2 separate regions of the Homo sapiens genome follow, and region 2 is linked to region 1. The links are chromatin loops, found by intact Hi-C in ENCODE. Cell type or tissue: gastrocnemius medialis. All regions are shown on one strand.

Region 1 (2,500 bases):
AGACTAAGCTTTAATCAGCTGACCACACGCACTGCCCCTGCCACGGTCCCCTTCTCCAGGGAAACCTCACACAATTAGTGAACATACCTTCTGTAGTAATGGTCAAAGCATTCATTACAGAAATGTTCCCCACAGGAGAGATGATACCATCGGGAGGTGTAGCCATTTTTGGCACATCTGAAAATAGTGAAAAACATATAGCTTTGGTAATGAATAAACATTTCTCCTCCCATTTTTTAAAAAACATCTTGCAAGCACCATCTATGAACCCATTTTGCATTATCTCCACTTAGCCCCTTAAGGACAGGGGAAACAGGAATGGATTACTAGTAGATAATAACACACAGGAAGGATGCAGGGACTTAGGCCATGGGACCTAACCTAGCTGGCTGCCTGGGGCTTAGCAGTCTTAAGAAGACTCCTTGGGGCAATGATAGGGTTTTATGACACAAAAGGACAGATGCCACTGTGCTTGCTGCAGGCTGCATATGTGGACATGAGAGAATAACGTGGGGCCCAGTACTGAACAGCGAGGGAATCTGGTCAGCTGAAATCTGAACATCAAGCAGGCAATTTGGCAAAGATAACTTGTCAAACAGTTGATAATATAGCAAGAGAATGAAAAATCATGCCACTATGAACACGATCACCACGTCTTTGTGTTTATTTTTAATATTTTTTTATTTATTTGAGATGGAGTCTTGCTCTGTCACTCAGGCTGGAGTACAGTGGCACGATCTCAGGCTCATTGCAACCTCTGCCTCCTGGGTTCAAGCGATTCTCATGCCTCAGCCTCCTGAGTGGCTGGGATTACAGGCTTCTGCCACCGTGCCCAGCTAATTTGTGTATTTTTAGTAGAGACAGGGTTTCACCATGTTGGCCAGGCTGGTCTGGAACTCCTGACCTCAACTGATCCGCCCATCTTGGTCTCTCAAAGTGCTGGGATTACAGGCGCATGCCACCATGCCTGGCCCTCTTTGTGTTTAAAAACAAATAGGATTTGTTTTCTCGATTTTATTGAACCTTAACCCTTAATTGAATATTTTCCTCTGGAAGTAAAAAAGAAAAAAAAAAAGAAGATCATACTTGTGTCACCCCACAATAAAAATGGCAAGGCTGCAGTTAGCTGTAGTTTCTATGAGACCTGTATGTGCGTATGGGAAGAGGTGGCATGTTATATGAGAGAGAAAAACACAACGAAAAGTAAACAAACACTGGTGTCTACAGAAAGCTCATGAGTTCTCTCTACTGTCTCACCACGACATACACCATCCCACCCTCAACCCTTGGAGAGGTAGATATGGTTGGCTGGATTTGAGGACACTGTGTTGCAAAATTGACATGGGTGTGGCCTCTCCCAGTAGGCTAGGGATAAGTAGGGAGGGCCTTGAGGAGGGTGTGGTGTGTACAGAATGTCTGGGCAATGTCTCTATTATTAGATTAGATGACTTATAGTATCTGTATCTATCTTTAGGAAAACTATCTACAAGGATGATGTTTCCACAAAGAACTTCTCACAAGCAGAAATGGGAGGCCAAGACACACATCTAAACAGACCTTTCAGAAGCACTTGCAAAGCACACAGGACATGTTGCCGTACAGCCTGCCTTTTCACATTTCCTGTACTTCTTCTCTGAGCCACCATCTTCATCCTCATCTGTTGTCTCTGTTGCTTTCTTCTTCGCCTAAGGGAGTCACAGCTGATGTTAAAATTTCACTGATGATGGCAAAATGACTAAGGATGAAGGTTCACTACTGAAATCACAGCTGAGTTCTAAACATGAAGGTCAAAAACATCATGGCAGTAGGTTAGGGATGACAATACAGCAATTTCCTGGTGACTGCATTGTGCAAGTAATTTACTAACTTGCTAGAGATATAGAAATAGCATTTTAACAACAGATGTCTAAGCAAAGAACTAAATTCATATGAGTCTTTCTTAGAAAAAAGTGACATCAGCTGGGTGTGGTGGCTCATGCCTGTAATCCCCAGCACTTTGGGTGGCTGAGGTGGAAGGATCACTTAAGCTCAGGAGTCCAAGACCAGCCTGGGCAACATACCGAGACCTCCTCTCTACTAAAAATAAAAAAAAATCAACCAGGCATTGTGGCACACACGATTGTGTCACTGTACTCCAGCCTGGGGGATAGAGGAGATTGTCTGGAAAAAAAAAAAAAAAAAAAGTGACATGAGTCAAAAAAAAAAAAGTCATTCCCCAAATTGAGATTTGTTTTTTCTTTATTTAGAGCAGTTATACCCTCTATTTTTTTTTTTGAGACAGAGTCTCACTCTGTCGCCCAGGCTGCAATGCAGTGGCGCCATCTCTGCTCACTGCAAGCTCCACCTCCCAGGTTCACGCCATTCTCCTGCCTCAGCCTCCCGAGTAGCTGAGACTACAGGCGCCCGCCACCACACCCAGCTAATTTTTTGCATATTTAGTAGAGACGGGGTTTCACCATGTTAGCCAGAATGGTCTGGATCTCCTGACCTTGTGATCCAC
Region 2 (2,500 bases), 56 kb before region 1:
ATAAAATAATTAAATTAAATTAAATTTAAATTAGAGAGACCCAGGAGGACACTCTGCAGTAATCTCAGAGGTCAACCAGTGTGGACCAGAGCAGAGGGAAGAGGACTCAGGAAGGGGACATTTCAAGGACTGGAGCTAGCTGGCCAGCTCAGACAGTGTCAACTGTAAATGAGAGACAAACCCAGGGTATGGGAGACATGGGGAGAGGTACCAAAGGAATTAAGCTAATGACCAAAGGAGCCATTATAATTGCCAAGAAAACAGAAAACTGTGTAAGAAGGTATCAGTGGACACCTTCTTGGCTCAGCAGTAAATGACATTTACACAGCCATGTAAATACCAATACCAATTTAATGAAAAGTGTGAAATAACCATGTTGAGCAAATGGTGCAGAGACTAAATGGGCTAAGTCTTTAACCCAATAGGGAGGCAGTCAATAATGTCTGTCTAATGTTAAATCAGAAGATGACATCATAGGCTGGGCATGGTGGCTCACACCTGTAATCCTAACACTCTGGGAGGCTGAGGTGGGAAGACTGCTTAAGGCCACGGGTTTGAGGCCAGCCTGGGCAACACTGCGGACCCCGTCTCTACAAAAAATAAAAAAAAAATTAGCCAGGCTTGGTGGCACATGCCTGCAGTCCCAGCTACTTGGGAAGCTGAGGTGGGAGGGTCACCTGAGCCTGGGAGTTTGAGGCTGCAGTGAGCTAGGACTGTACCACTGCACTCCAGTCTGAGCCACAGAGCGAGACCCTGTCTCAAAAAAACAAAAAAGAAAGAGAGATGGCAATATAAACACTTTTAAAATATGAAGTGAAGTCCAGAAGGAATAGCTGGAAGGTTAAAAACGGCTGCCTCTGGGAGCAAGAGGATGGTGAGAAGGCTTCTGCTGTCTGTGGTCATAAGACTTTTGACAGTATTTGAATTGGTTTTTAAACTCTGGGCAGATATCATTTTAGATGAAAGACAGAAATCAAAATACAAATAATTGGGTTTGGAATCAAGATCCATACCTCACCAGCGAAAAAGACGGTTCCTTGAATGTCTTCAGCAATGATATCGTAGGCCTCCCCACTTCCACCTGTCTTCACAAAACTGTATGCCATCTGGATCCATGGGTCTGTGCTCCACCGAGTGACAAAATACTTTGTGGGATCTGGGACCTCCTATGTCCAATAGAAAGGAATTATGAAGTAGGATCAAGAAGGGATGTAGATGGCAGGGCGCAGTGACTCATGCCTGTAGTCCCATCCCAGCACTTTGGGAGGCTAAGGCGGGTGGATCACAAGGTCAGGAGATCGAGACGATCCTGGCTAACACGGTGAAACCCCATCTCTACTAAAAATAGAAAAATTAGCCAGGCATGATGGCAGGCGCCTGTAGTCCCAGCTACTCGGGAGGCTGAGTCAGGAGAATGGCGTGAACCCAGGAGGCGGAGCTTGCAGTGAGCCGAGATCGCGCCACTGCACTCCAGCCTGGGCAACAGAGCCAGACTCCATCTCAAAAAAAAAAAAAAAAAAGAAGGGAGATAGACATGGTACAACCCAACTCATACATTTTGCCCCCTGTTTAGGACCTGAGTCTATTCCTGTATCATTCTGAAACAGTAGTTCTCAAGATGTTCCTCCTGCTGCCTTTAAATCTACCCAAGCCGGTATTTGTGTCTTATCCTCTCTTTCCTGCCCCACCCACACACAATTCCCTCACTTCTATACCTCCTCCTTCTGCCCGGGACACACTCTCCCTCTACTGGGGGCTATCACCCATGGCTAAGAGTTCGGGCCTTCCCTTTTCCATCGTGTGGTAGCAGAAAGGAGTCTCTGGCCCAAGAAGAAAAGGGAAGGATGGAGTCTCAGGATCACAGGTTGGAATTCTCAACAGGGTTCTCCACAAAACAGTGATACAAGGTTATGTTTCACATTCACTCAATTTAAAATACAGCAGTCCCCTCTTCCCCGCCAGGAATATGTTCCATGACCCGCAGGGGATGCCTGAAACCATGGATAGGACCAATACTATACACACTATGTTTTTTCCTATTCATACCTATGATAAAGTTTCATTTATACATTAGGTACAGAGATTAATGACAATAATAAAATAGAACAATTATAACGCTATACTGAAATAAAAGGTATGTGAACATGGCTCTGATAACAGAGATGACTCCTGAGTGACTAATGGACAGGCAATGTCTACAGTGTGGAGGTACTGGACACGCTCTTCAGAACGGTGCATGACTGAAAACTTATGAATCTATTTCTGGAATTTTCCATCAAATATTTTCAGACCTTGGTTGACCACAGTAACTGAAACCATGAAAGCAAAGCCTCGAGTAAGAGAGAGCGACTGTAATTTGTCAGCTGGCCTCCAACAAGCAACACGATAAACAATATTTCTATAGAAACGGTAAGCTAAGTTCCAAACAACTAATGTAAAAAACAAACTTCTGAACAAAAACCCCAAGCAAGGGATTGCATCATTAGATAGATCCTCTCAT

The links. Hi-C counts contacts between places; a loop is a spot of excess contacts. Peaks named below come from ENCODE experiments on the same cell type or tissue, not always from the same donor. Only the 100,000 strongest peaks of a DNase experiment are listed, where the experiment ranks them.
Region 2: it touches region 1 in a loop (2.7-fold over the local background); 8 of 110 quality-filtered maps call a loop at or near these places.

What each region holds. Positions count from the first base shown.
Region 1 is chr6:18,160,512-18,163,011 of GRCh38, reverse strand. It overlaps KDM1B (lysine demethylase 1B), which reads right to left. Exons shown (of 22, transcript NM_001364614.2): 4 at 1,558-1,685; 5 at 88-177. Among named protein-coding and RNA genes, the nearest start is that of KDM1B, 6.3 kb to the right of the region's middle. In gastrocnemius medialis, no CTCF peak of the experiment used is centred here; a DNase peak (open chromatin) is centred at 1,371; H3K27ac peaks cover 1,606 bases.
Region 2 is chr6:18,216,399-18,218,898 of GRCh38, reverse strand. KDM1B (lysine demethylase 1B) reads right to left here. Exons shown (of 22, transcript NM_001364614.2): 21 at 1,014-1,166. Among named protein-coding and RNA genes, the nearest start is that of DEK, 47 kb to the left of the region's middle. In gastrocnemius medialis, no CTCF peak of the experiment used is centred here; no DNase peak of the experiment used is centred here.